Linked DNA regions of Homo sapiens: all the other regions are linked to region 4. Evidence: chromatin contacts called from ENCODE Hi-C or POLR2A ChIA-PET data. All regions are on one chromosome and are shown on one strand. Each heading gives the region's core, a stretch centred on a gene start or an enhancer-like site at or near the end of the contact. The rest is flanking DNA. Distances are from core to core; before and after follow the strand shown. Region 1 overlaps LSR (lipolysis stimulated lipoprotein receptor). Region 2 holds the start of DPY19L3-DT (DPY19L3 divergent transcript). Region 3 holds the start of ZNF507 (zinc finger protein 507). Region 4 holds the start of PEPD (peptidase D).

Evidence for each region. A loop is a pair of places that touch in the nucleus more often than their neighbours do. ChIA-PET counts read pairs that join two places held with the same protein, here RNA polymerase II (POLR2A). Pooled maps may share reads with other maps.
Region 1: a loop to region 4 is called in a map of posterior vena cava, with 28 times the contacts of the local background. The contact joins the enhancer-like site here to the promoter of PEPD in region 4. A Hi-C loop is called at or near these places in 1 of 168 maps with a recorded cell type or tissue (posterior vena cava). POLR2A ChIA-PET finds 5 or more read pairs at or near these places in 1 of 52 experiments (H1).
Region 2: a loop to region 4 is called in a map of naive thymus-derived CD4-positive, alpha-beta T cell, with 19 times the contacts of the local background. The contact joins the promoter of DPY19L3-DT here to the promoter of PEPD in region 4. A Hi-C loop is called at or near these places in 1 of 168 maps with a recorded cell type or tissue (naive thymus-derived CD4-positive, alpha-beta T cell) and 10 of 50 pooled maps. POLR2A ChIA-PET finds 5 or more read pairs at or near these places in 3 of 52 experiments (BJ, H1 and OCI-LY7).
Region 3: a pooled map shows a loop between it and region 4 (23-fold over the local background). The contact joins the promoter of ZNF507 here to the promoter of PEPD in region 4. A Hi-C loop is called at or near these places in 3 of 37 single-sample maps with no recorded cell type and 7 of 50 pooled maps. POLR2A ChIA-PET finds 5 or more read pairs at or near these places in 1 of 52 experiments (OCI-LY7).

The regions. Positions count from the first base shown.
Region 1 is chr19:35,253,382-35,256,149 of GRCh38, reverse strand. All of the region lies in intron 2 of LSR (lipolysis stimulated lipoprotein receptor), which reads right to left. Among named protein-coding and RNA genes, the nearest start is that of LSR, 5.8 kb to the right of the region's middle. Within about 2 kb of position 1,414, at least 4 of the 41 ENCODE cell types and tissues checked have a DNase peak (open chromatin) inside an H3K27ac peak, as active enhancers do.
Region 2 is chr19:32,403,775-32,406,933 of GRCh38, reverse strand. It overlaps DPY19L3-DT (DPY19L3 divergent transcript), which reads left to right and starts at 1,395. Exons shown (of 3, transcript NR_046201.1): 1 at 1,395-1,943. It overlaps DPY19L3 (dpy-19 like C-mannosyltransferase 3), which reads right to left and starts at 1,164. Exons shown (of 19, transcript NM_001172774.2): 1 at 1,025-1,164. RefSeq lists silencers at 783-1,532, 1,563-1,612.
Region 3 is chr19:32,344,266-32,347,090 of GRCh38, reverse strand. It overlaps ZNF507 (zinc finger protein 507), which reads right to left and starts at 1,481. Exons shown (of 7, transcript NM_001136156.2): 1 at 1,308-1,481. RefSeq lists silencers at 1,308-1,497, 1,528-1,657.
Region 4 is chr19:33,520,112-33,523,279 of GRCh38, reverse strand. PEPD (peptidase D) reads left to right here and starts at 1,489. Exons shown (of 15, transcript NM_000285.4): 1 at 1,489-1,536. The coding sequence starts at 1,520. It overlaps LOC105372370 (a long non-coding RNA gene), which reads right to left and starts at 1,346. Exons shown (of 3, transcript XR_935918.3): 1 at 1,266-1,346. RefSeq lists enhancers at 262-1,224, 1,225-2,188 and a silencer at 1,280-1,479.

The sequences.
Region 1 (2,768 bases), core at 165-2,664, 1.7 Mb before region 4:
CGATTCTCCTGCCTCAGCCTCTTGAGTAGCTGGGATTATAGGCGCCTGCCAACATAACTGGCTAATTTTTGTATTTTTAGTAGAGACAGGTTTTTCACTGTGTTGGCCAGGCAGGTCTGGAACTCCTGACCTCAAGTGATCTGCCCGCCTGGGCCTCCCAAAGTGCTGGGATTCCAGGCATGAGCCACCTCGCTAGGCCTGAGCTCTTAATTAACCTCAAAATCAAGAATATAAAAGAGGCCTAAGCCCGGAACCTTTGAGTTATAAATCCTTGCCCTTGCCCTTCTAGAGTTCAGATTCTAACTAGGAAAGAAAGACAAATATAAAATGTTAACTATGTCACATATCAGACAAAGATAAGCTGTATGGAGAAAACGAATCAGGGACAGCAGAGAGTGCCAGGCGTGGAGTGGGGGCTGTGCCATTTTAAACAAGGAGGCCAGGGAAGGCTTCCGGATATGGTGACCTTCAGAGCAGATGTGAAGGGGTTGAGGACACGACTTACCCTAATGATCAGGCATCTAAGCCACTGTTTTTTTGTTGTTGGTGTTGTTTTTTAATTTTGAGATGGGATCTTGCTTTGTTGTCCAGGTTGATCTTGAACTCCAGGGCTCAAGTGATCCACCTGCCTCAGCCTCCCAAAGTGCTGGGATTACAGGCATGAGCCACCGCCCCTAGCCCCCACCGTTTATTGAGCTCTTACTATGTGCTGGGCCCCTCTACACACATTCTTTCATTGAATCCTCATAGAATTCCAAACTAGGTTCTCCTAAATCCCCAGGTTTGCCACAATGCCCTCTTCGTCCATCATTTTTCCACCTGTATCTTTTTTGAGAGGGCCTAGCTTGGTCGCCCAGGCTGGAGTGCAGTGGTGCGATCATGGGTCACTGCAGCTTCGAACTCCTAGGCTCAAGCAATCTTCCCATCTCCAGAGTAGCAGGGTGTGCCATCATGCCCCGCTAAATTTATTTTTTTGTAGTCTCTGGGTCTCACTGTGTTGCCCAGGCTGGTCTCCCAGCTCCTGTCCTCAAGCAATCCTCCTGCCTCGGCCTCCTGAAGTGCTGGGATTACAGGCATGAGCCACCAGTGTCTTCAGATCAGACCCTGACCGTGCCTCTTCAACACTGGAGCTCAAGAGCTGGTCCCTGCTATAAACAAAAGAGGTGGACAGGAACCGCCTGCCATGGCAAACAGATCATATAGGCCAGGGGTTGAAATCTGGCATCTTGTAGGCCGAGGCTGGACCTCACTGTGTTTTGTTTGACCTGTCTGACATTTTCAAAACTCACAAAAAATATAGTTTTCCGGCTTCTTTTGATCCATCCTAAGGTCTGGGCACACCTTCTTCCTGCAGGGCGTACCCTGTTCCTGGTCTTGGGCTGGCCGTGATCTCATCCGGGCTGAGCACTGCTTTCATTGTTTTAGGTCGGGGAGAAGATGCCAGGTCTCCAGTGGGAACAGCAGCCAGGCCTCCTCCACATCTCCAACCTCTGGTTCCTTCTTTATACACCGCAAAGGTGACCTTCATGATTTCAGAGGTCCCATGGGCTCTCTGCTGCAGTGCAGCTGGAGGTGGGGGCACTTGGACCCCAAGGAGCCCGAGGAGGTGGAACAGGGCCTCCTGTCCAGGTGCTGGTCCATCACCCAAAGCATGGAAGGACAAAGCAGGGAATGAGCCACCGGACCGGAGGGATGCCTGGAGTGGACAGCCTTCTACCTTATCCAGGACTATTTTCACTTTTGAAACCAGGATAGGCCGGGCATGGTGGCTCACATCTGTAATCCCAGAACTTTGGGAGGCCAAGGCAGGCAGATCACCTGAGGTCAGGAGTTTGAGACCAGCCTGGCCAACATGGCGAAATCCCATCTCTACCAAAAAGATACAAAAATTAGCCAGGTGTGGTGGTGTGCACCTGTAATCCCAGCTACTCAGGAGGCTGAGGCGGGAGAATCACTTGAACTTGCGAGGCAGAGGTTGCAGTGAGCTGAGATTGCACCACTGCACTCCAGCCTGGGCAACAGAAAAAAAACAACAACAACAGAAAAACCCCAGCACAGTGGGTGACCCTAGGAACACCACGGGGAGTCCACTTTTCCCCATCCTCAAAGCTGAAACAGAGGAAGCTCCTATGGCTATGGGATTTCCTGAAAGGACACACACAATGGATGTTTACACTCAGGGCCTTGATCAAACACAGGCCCAGGTGGGGGTGGTTTGAAAGACCCAGGCCTGTGAGGCCCCTGGAGCATGCAGGGCCCCTTCCCCGAGACAGAGCCTGGGGGGTCATCCTGGACTTTTGCGTCCAGCAGAGGAAGCACCCTCAGTATTTGGCTTGTCCTGGCAGAAGCTTAGCAGTCACGCCTGGTCCAGGCAGGCACAATCCCTGGGTTAGAGAGGAGGGGGCCTAAGCAGCCCTGTGACCTCAATAACAGTAGGATGCTCATGGCTGAGCTGCCCACAGAAATTCAGGGCAAGCAAGCCTGGTGCCTCCTCTGAAACAGGACTGACATAGGCTCAGCCCCTGGAACCCTGCTTCCCATCGATCCTCTAGCAGAATGTGCTCCAGTTCCTGGCTTCTTGGGGTCTGCAAAGGGATGCTCCCTTCCCCGCTCTGCCCCATGCCCAACTTTAAATTCTTGTTTAAGACAGTGAACACACACTAAGACATGAGGTACGTGAGCCTTCATCCCTGGCACCCTGCCCCTCCCCTTCCTCTCTGCCTTCTAGGTTCTGTAAGGCCCAGGCCCAGGCCCTCCTCAAATCATAT
Region 2 (3,159 bases), core at 146-2,645, 1.1 Mb after region 4:
AGAGGAGTGTTTAACAAAGTCCTACAGCCACAGATGGGCTTATCCCCCATGTGACCTCATCCTAGAGTCCTCCCTAAGTGTGAGAGGACTTTTTTAAACAATTCATATATTCTAATATGTTAAGGCAGAAAACCAACACATATTTAAGTACCAATTATGTGTCAGGCACTGCAACAGTCCCATGAACTAAGAAAAAAAGTTCCTCCATCAGATCAAAAGGAATGCCATTGTAAACAACTGAAAAGGGACCAGAAGCGATTCTTTATTAATAAGGACGACTAGCGCTAGCCGGGCGAGGCGGCTCATGTAATCCCAGCGCTTTGGGAGGTTGAGGCAGGAGGATGACTTCAGACCATGAGTTTGAGACCAGCCTGGGGAACAGAGCGAGACCCTATCTATACAATAAAATAGCCAGGCTCGGTGGTGCATGCCTGTGGTCCCAGCTACTCCAGAGGCTGAGGTGGGAGAATCGCTTGAGCCCAAGAGTTCGAGGTTGCAGTGAGCCGTGATAACGCCACTGCACTCCAGCCTGGGCGAGACAGCGAGACCCCTGTCTCTAAAAAATAAAAATAAAAAAGCCTAGCGCTCTAGTGAGCATCCCCTGGACGAGGCAGGCACCGGGTCCGCTTACCTACGCGCCACGCCCCTGCACACCTGGCGTCCCCATCAGGTAGGTCTCCAAGGACAGGGGCAGCCGGGAAGTTCAGGCACGCGCCCCAGCTCTCCCAAGACCGCGAGCGGCCGCCGGGGTCGCAGCCCAGGCCCTGCCTCGCCGCACGGCCGACGAGCAGAAGCCGCTCCGCAAACTTGGTCCTTCCGGAGCCCAGCCCGGCCCGCGTCCCGGCAGACACTCCCGCGCTCCGCCCCTCCCGACGCCCCGACGCCGCGGCCGCGCCCCCCGACTGCGCCACGCGGCGGGGAGGGGCGGCCCCAGGGGCTCGGGGCTGTAGCCGAGGGTTCCGCCGGCGCCCGCCCGCCCTCTCGGTAGACCCTCGCCCGCGCGTCCCGGCGCGCCGCCACAGACCTGCGGCCTCAGCCGTCCTCACGCGCGGCTCCGGGAGGGGAAGGAGGCCGACGGGGCTAGGCGGGAACGGGGCCGCGCCACGGGCCGCAGCGCGCCGCGGGTACAAGGAGGGCAGAACCGCCGCGGAGCTTTGTGGAAATGAGGGGCTGGGGGGCGTCAACAGCCCCGGGGAGGGGGCGCGCCGGAGAGGCCGGGCGGCTGCCCCCGCGCCCATAGGCCCCGGGAGCTGTTCGTCAACACTAGGCCCCGCCTCCTCCCGCGGTTCCCCGCCTCGTCTCGTGCTGCGCTGGCCGGAAGGAAGCGGCACACTTCCGCTTGCCTGGTCCGCATTGAGTCCGGTCTGTTCCGGAGACTCTGAGCGCGGCCGCGGAGCTGCAGTGGCGGGGAGTGGGGTGCGGATCTTGTGTTTGCGCACGCAGTCGCCGGCCACCTCAGGCCGGAGCTAGAGATACGGCTCGGGATAGGAGGGCCCGGCGGCTCTGAGGCAGGTTCGCCTCGAGCCGCACGGCCCGGAGCAGCGGCTCCGCGGTGGTCCCCGGGGCTTGAGAGGGGTGCGGGCCTGGGAGCCCCTGAGGGCCTGATTTACGGAACTCCCCCTCCTTCCTCCTTTCTGCCGTTCCCTGCTCTGTGGCGGATGCGCAGGGATCAGTAGGGACGGCAGCAGTAGGGCCACTCGGGCCTGCCCCGCTTCCCGCATTGCCCGGTTTGGCGCGCCGCCTCCGGGCCTTGGCAAAGCCCCAGCGCCCGATTGTCACTGACCAGTGCTTGGAAGTCCTTTACCGACTGCCCGTCAGCGTCCCGCGGAGAGGATTTTGCGTCTCCAAAGACGCCCCTCTTCCGAAAACAGGCTCCTCTGTGTTCTCAGTCGGGTATATTTTTCTGTCTCCAAACTAGATTGGCAGCCGTTTTTTGAGAGCAGGTACTGACTGTGCTTTATTTCTAGATACTTTTCTTAGTCACACCACGGAAAACACTAGGTGGAACCTTTTTTAAAATTATTTTTTACAGGTGAGGCTCTCAGTCTGTCGCCCAGGCTGGAGTGCAGTGGTGCTATCACGGCTCACTGCAACCTCGGCCTCCTGGGCGCAAGCGATCCTCCCGCCTCAGCCTCCGGAGTAGCTGGGACCACAGGCTCGCACTACTATGCCCAGCTAATTTTTAAATTTTTCGTAGAGATGGGGGTCTTGCTTTGTCGTCCAGGCTGGAGTGCAGTGGTGTGATCGTAGCTCACTGCAACCTTAGTCCCCTGTGCCCAAGTGACCCTGCTTCCTCAGCCTCCTGAGTAGCTGAGATTCATTTTAATTTTTATAGTGATGGGGTCTCGTTGTGTTGACCAGTCTGGTCTAAAACTCCTGAGTTCAAGCAGGCCTCCTGCCTCAGCTTCTCAAAATGTTGGGATTACAGGCTTTAGCCACTGCAGCGGGCCCATCAAACGTTGTATTTGTCAGTACATAATTTACATGTTAATTGATTTTTGTTAAAGGGATGGCCATCTGGGACCTCCACCCGTGAAAAGGCGGCTCATTGGTCTGACTCCAACACTAAATTACGCCATCCAGGAAGCCTTTCCTAGTCACCTCTGTTGGAGATCGTCCTCCTTTGTGTGTCGGTTGTTAGTAAAGAGCACACGTTCTGTGGAAAGATGTTGAGGTATCTGCTGGATGGCTTTGATAGAAACAAATGTCAGCTGTTTTTTCAGATGGCATTTGTCTTGTTTCAGCCTGGTTGTTGGTAGCTTTTCTGTCGCCTGGCTTGAGGGCAAGGACTGTATGTTTATTTTTCACGTTAAGATGCCTTTATGTGCATGTGTCTGTTTCATGAATACATAGGTGAATTGAGTTCCCCTTAAATAGGATTTCCCTCTTATTTTATAGGTTTTTTTTTTTCTCTCAAGTTGTTTCACTCTGGGGGAAATGTGACCATTGTGAAATATCATCGCTTAGTTAAAAAGAAAGTAGAATTCAGCAGTAGCTGCTTTTTTTAATACTATGAAAAGACATTCCTAAGCAAGATGAAGCTTTGAGACTTTTCCTAAGTAGGACCTACTGCTGAGAGTAAGTCTTGGGGAGAATAAGCCAATTAAGAATGAGTCTTTGGTTCTGATAAAGTAACCATGGAGGTGATGGATAATGAGT
Region 3 (2,825 bases), core at 232-2,731, 1.2 Mb after region 4:
ATTTAAATAATTTATCTAACAAGCCGACTTGAGGATTTTGCAGAAGTTAGGAAAAAATAGCTCTGGAAACTTCTCCCAATAATTGTGTATTTTGTTTTACCTCAGAATTTAGGTACTGGACTCAACACTATTGGTTTTACTGACAACATTTTCTAATGAGAATGGAACAATAAATTGCACATTGCTATTTTAATCTAAACTAAAAATACAATCTAACGAGTGATTCTGCAACCAAGCACAATAGGCAGAAAAACAGCATAAAAAGATATGACACAGTGGTGTGACCTATATATCTTCTAACGCAGTTTCCTACTCTGGTCCTACATTTCTTTGCCACTGTTTCTTATACTGGCTGGAATAAATCTAAAAGATAAAAAAATGCTTATTCGTTTCACCTAGAATGCAACTACCTTATCGATTACGGTTAAGTAAAATAGCTCACTGCCAGGGCAGAAAAAACATCTTTAGGGCTCCCCTGAAGTTAATTTTCAACGAGTTAGTGAGGTAAAGGAATGAAGGGCCAGGCTTTCTTTTAATCAATAATGCAACCCATACTCTGAGTGAGAGGGGAGTACTGGAGAAAGTGCAAACTCAAAGAGGTGATAAATCCAGTAATTGCCTGAGAAGAGCGATGCAGACTGATAGCAAATTACAGCCCACTGCAGAAACTTAAAAATACCGCCTTGGGGTTGGGAAAGTGGCCGCCACCTTATTAATCATCCCGGCCTTCTACACAAACCATTCATTCCGATGCCCCCAGGTCTTAAGAGGTGGGAACTTTCCCTGATGGTCTCCGTGATCTCTGGAGACATCATTCTATCTCCAGAGGATGGTAATAAATGCAGAAGACCAGGGCTGCGTTTCTGTAGTAGCTTTTTCTACACCACGCACTGGCTAAAGGACTGAGGTGATGGGTCGGGAATGAGGGAGCTTAGAAAATTAATCAAAAGATGCTGTGAGAACATCGTGGCTGGGTCCATCCCGGCTGGCCTAAGCGATCTCACATTTGCAGAAAGAAGCAACGCCTGGAGAAGGAAGCAACGCCTGCGGGCGGGCCGGGCTGGTGACAGTATGCAGGGAGCAGCAAGTTCCCCCCACCCCCAGCTGCAGGGCAAGCCCAGAGTCTCCGCAGGCCTTGCTGCACAGAAGACAGAACCGGGACACGGAACTTGGGGCTTGTGGCTAGCACCGGGCGGGGGTCGGCCGGCTGAGGAGGAAGCGAGCGCCGGCAGAGGCCTGAGGGGAGGATGCACATGGCCGGCGGCGGCGCTAACAGCGGGCGGAGGGGCGGCCCCGGGGCGCGGTACCTGCGGTCAGGCGGCGGCTGCTGCTTCCGCGAGCCTCGTTTGGCCAGCCAGGACCCGGCCGTGCCCTCGCCCTCGTCCTTGCCCACCTCTCTCCCGGCTCTTTTCCCTCTTTTCCCCCGGTTTCCCCCTCCTCATCCGGAGCTCCAAAATGGCGGCGCTGGGGACGGATCACGTGAGCCGCGGGTGGGTCAGGTGACCCGAATGGCGGGCAGCGGGGGCGGGGCGAGGCTCAGGCCCCGCCTACCGGCGTCCCGGGCCGCCGAGGCTGGACCCGCGAGAGGGAGGCTCCCCAGCCGGTTTAGCCCCTTGCAAACCCTGGCTCCCGGGCGGGGTTCGGGCCCAGTTGTCTGGCTCTCATGGCCCCTTCCAGACGTCTAGATTTAGAAGTCACCGTGTATTCACTTTGGCATCTCCCCACGTCGCCTAAATCCGCTGTGGGCTAGCCTTATCACCCCACTCACCCCGCAATTGGCTTTCAACAATGGGCATTGGGGTTTTTTTTTTTTTTTTCTTTAGCCTTGTGCTTCTGGATTTGTATTAGTTCCTTTGGTAGGACTGTACATTTCAAGGTGTTCTTGGCTAAAATATAGAGGTCCTAGCCAGATTCGCAGCTTGGCGTTAAGGGGTGCCTGTTAAGGGCCAGAGCTGGCCCTGGGGAATCTCTTTGCTTGAGAGATTCAGGATTTTCAGGGTTTGTAGGACCAGACCCAGTAACACAAGCTCAGCCCTCCGAGGGCACGATGGTGTTTGTCATTCGGATCTGTTCTATGAAAGATACTAGGGTGGTTCTCCTGCTAACAGTGAAAAACGGACTAAGTGAAGCATTCCAGCCAATTTCACCAAAAATGCTGGATAGTTTTGCCGTATTAGGAACTACGCAGCATGGTGCTTGGGTCTGGACTCCGGGTGAGCGGTGGGCATGAGCAAGGGTGTAAAACTGAAGATTCTGGCCATTGTAGTGGAATGGACTCATTTGGTGAGATACCTCTTGGGGATCTGTTCCAGATCTTTTTAGAGGCCTTTACAGCTGGCTGGGCTGTCCACGGTCCTGGGAGGAAGATCCAACAAAATTTAGAATCAGACAGGCTGATAATTCCTGTTACTGTATTTCAGAATTCAAATTCATCTGAATTTGGGGGTTAGGAAACCAGCAAAGTTAGAATTTTTATTTTTATTTTTATTTTATTTTTTTGAGTCAGAGTCTCACTCTCTCCCCAGGCTGGAGTGCAGGGGCGCAATCTCGGCTCACTGCAACCTCCACCTCCCAGGTTCAAGTGATTCTCCTGCCTCAGCCTCCCGAGTAGCTGGCACTACAGGGCGTGCCACCATGCCCAGCTAATTTTTTTGTATTTTTAGTAGAGACGGGGTTTCACCATGTTGGCCAGGATGGTCTCGATCTCTTGACATCATGATCCGCCCGCCTCAGCCTCCCAAAGTGCTGGGGTTACCGGCGTGAGCCACCGCGCCCGGCTGCAAAGTTAGAATTCTGCTATTCCACAGAATCCTTTGCCAATTAGA
Region 4 (3,168 bases), core at 240-2,739:
TCTGGCTGTGCCTGCAGGTTTGAGTGTAAAACCCTCTAGCAGCCCTGTGAGGTGGCCCCATTAGCTCTCTCCTGACAGATGAGGACAGCAGGGATGGTACTGGGCTTCCAGGTAACTGTGCCACGTGCCCTTCACTACCCTGCTTATGGCTGGCTCCCTTGCTCCTATTTAAGGGGCCTATTCTCCTCCCTGCTTCATGGGGACAAACAGAAGCTGCTTCTCCAGTCATAGCCCCTGGCTCCCACCAGCCTGGCCATGGTGACCCACATCCTTGTTTCGATAAAGAAACAAGAAGCATCCCCCAACCCACAACCTTTGATCAGAAGCCACTTCCAGCTGTGGGACAGCTGCAGGGTGGGGTCAGGAGCCCCACACGCCTATCCTGGGCCACCCATCCACCTGTCCACACACATCTGTACACCACACACATCTGTACACCCTTGGCGCCAGGGACGCCCTCCCCCAACAGTGTGGGGCCCCCTTCCTTCACAGGGGCAGTGAGGTCACTCCTCAGGGTATGGCTTCATGAGCTCAGCCTCTGTGTGAGCACTCTCTGGCCTCAGTTTCCTCATCTGTATAATAGACTTAAAGATAGTCTCGACCTCATAGGGCTGTGGTGAGGTTTCTATGAGCTCACATGTGCAACGCATTTGGGCCGTGCTTGTAATGCCCTGACTCTGTTGGCAGTAGGGAGGGCAGCGTCTGCTGCAGGGTCCCTACACCTTCTCTGCAGGACTCTGCACCCAGTACCAGTGCCCAGTGGGGCAGAGGAGTAAGCCTTCTGGCAGACTCTCCCTCCTAAACCCTTCTCGGCTGTGCCCACTTCTCGCCTGCCCTCCTCCCTGGCTTCCCTTCCTCCAGCTTCTCCATTCTGCAGCCCAGGAAACCTAGAAAAGATCCTACCAGACTTAACTCATAGGCCCCACAGTGGAGGCCCCGCAGGGTCTGGCCCTTGCTTCCCTTAGGCTGCCCCTCTCTCGCGCACATTCTCCTGGACGCTGCACATTTAGAGTCCTCCAGTTGCCCCACGGCCTTTGCTCAAGCCCTTTCCCTTCTTAAACAAAAATCGCCACCTCTGCCCCGACCCTAGCCTGGGTCAGTCTCCCTCCTCTCCTCCCACGTGGTTTCTTTATTCCTATGTGTTCTTCTCCCGGGTGGGCTGGTACGCCAGATCGGGGACTGAACCAGAATCAAGATGTCCTCTGCTTCAGGACCTCCCTCCCACCACGAAAAGGCTGCAGATGCTGCCCGCTAACCCGACCTACTGTCTGCAGCCGGCAGCCCGCTCATTTATCCTGGCCGAGCTCTTGGGCCCCCAATCTCCGGGAGCCCCGCCCCATCGGGGCTCCGCCCTTCCCCAGGTACCGCCCCTTCCCGTCCCGTGGAATTTGGCTCTGGAGGAGGTGGGTCAAGGACTCCATGCCCCGCCCCCTGCCCCGCCCTTACCCCGCCCCATGCATTGGCACCCGGAGGGGCTCAGCTGACGCCGCACTTCACGTGACGCCGGTGCCGGGCGAACATGGCGGCGGCCACCGGGTGAGTGCTGCGCCTCCCTCGCTCTTTCCCGCTGGCGTGGAGAGGGGCATGGGTGTCCCGGCCGGACCGCGGGTGAGAGCGTCAGCCGGGGTCGCTGAATGCCGCGGGTAGGCGCCTCTTCCCGTTGGCCCGGAGTCCCAGCGCCGGTCGGCGAGCTGCACGCTCCGAGTCAGGGTCAGCGCGGGGGCCGCAGCTCCTCTCCACCCTCCTGGCTGGCTCCGGCCCCACCTGCCCGCGTCTGGCGGCCCCACCGTGTGCGGCTGCGGTGGGGGCTGGGGTCGACACGCATGTTCGCTGCCAAGACCCCCGGGTAGGAGGGCGGCGTTGCGAGGACCCCAGGGACCCGGGCGCTTCCCGGAGGAGGCGGTATTCGAGACGGACTTGGAATTCCCTTTTCCCAGCAGGGCACTTCCCCATTTCTTTCAGGGGCCAAATGTCACCCCCTCAGGGAATCCTTCTCTAACCATCTATCCCACTTTTTGTGCCCTCATCATCACCTGATAAACTATATAGAGCATTGTTTGTACTTGTTCTTTATCTTCTCTGCATTTAGAGTGCAAGGGCAGGTATGTTACCTGCTTCTCAGTAGCCCGGTGCCTTGCACACAGTAGGTGCTCCATACTGGGCTAAATGAAAGAAAGCTGAGTGGTCGTAGTGGGAGGAAGGGTGGACAGATGGGTTCACCAGAGCGTTGGGCGGAATCTCCCAGATAGGGAGCATCTGAGCCCAGGGTAAGGGACAAAGGTTGAGAGTTCAGAGTGTTCTGGGGACAGGGGTGCATGCCTGGGGCTGGTTGGAAGGTGTGGTGTTCCAGGTGGCGGCTTCAGACTTTGCCCTGATGGGCTGGAAGGGTTTTGTTACAAGCTGCTTGATCTGTTTTTTAAAGATTAGGCTCCCCTGAGCTATGTGTGAGTTCAATGGGAGAAGGTGTGGGTCTGGTGGTACAGTGGGGTAGAGGGGGCATGGTGTAGGAGGGAGCAGTATTCCAGATGCCAGGTTGGAAACTGAGGTCAGAATGGGGGATCTAGTGGACTGAATGCATCTCTCTTTTTAAGATACAGGGAAAATGGCAACAGAAAGTGGGTTCTAAGTTGGCCCCCAAGGTTGAGGGAGCTTAGAGCATACAAATCAAATATTTTGTGGGCACCTGCTATATTCCAGGAATAGCAGTGGGTCTTCCCTTAAGGTACTCACAGGCCACTGGAACAGATGGACACATGGGACTCTGTCATCCATCTGCTTGCCGTGTGGTCTTGCCATTTGCAAAGGAGGGGCATGGACTCTGAGCTCAGATAAAGTGTGGGAAGGCTTCACTTCCTGGGTGACTTTTGTGCTAGTCCTTCAGCAATGAGACTCCCTTCAGGTAGAGAACAGTGCAGACAAAGTCTCAGATGGGTGTCAAGGAACTCAGGGTCAGATCCTTGAATCCAGCCTGTGACCCTTTTAAAGGGTAGACTGAGCAGGCTGGTGCCCAGCTGTGGGTGTGCTGTCTCTCTGGTTAGGCTGGCTCGGTGCTCACAGGGAGTGCCAGGGGTTGCATTTGGGTTCAGGATTCCAAGCTGGCCTGAGACCTGCTGCTCTCCTGAAGGAACCAAGCTGATGTCTGGACGGGAGCAAGTCTGGAACTGACTG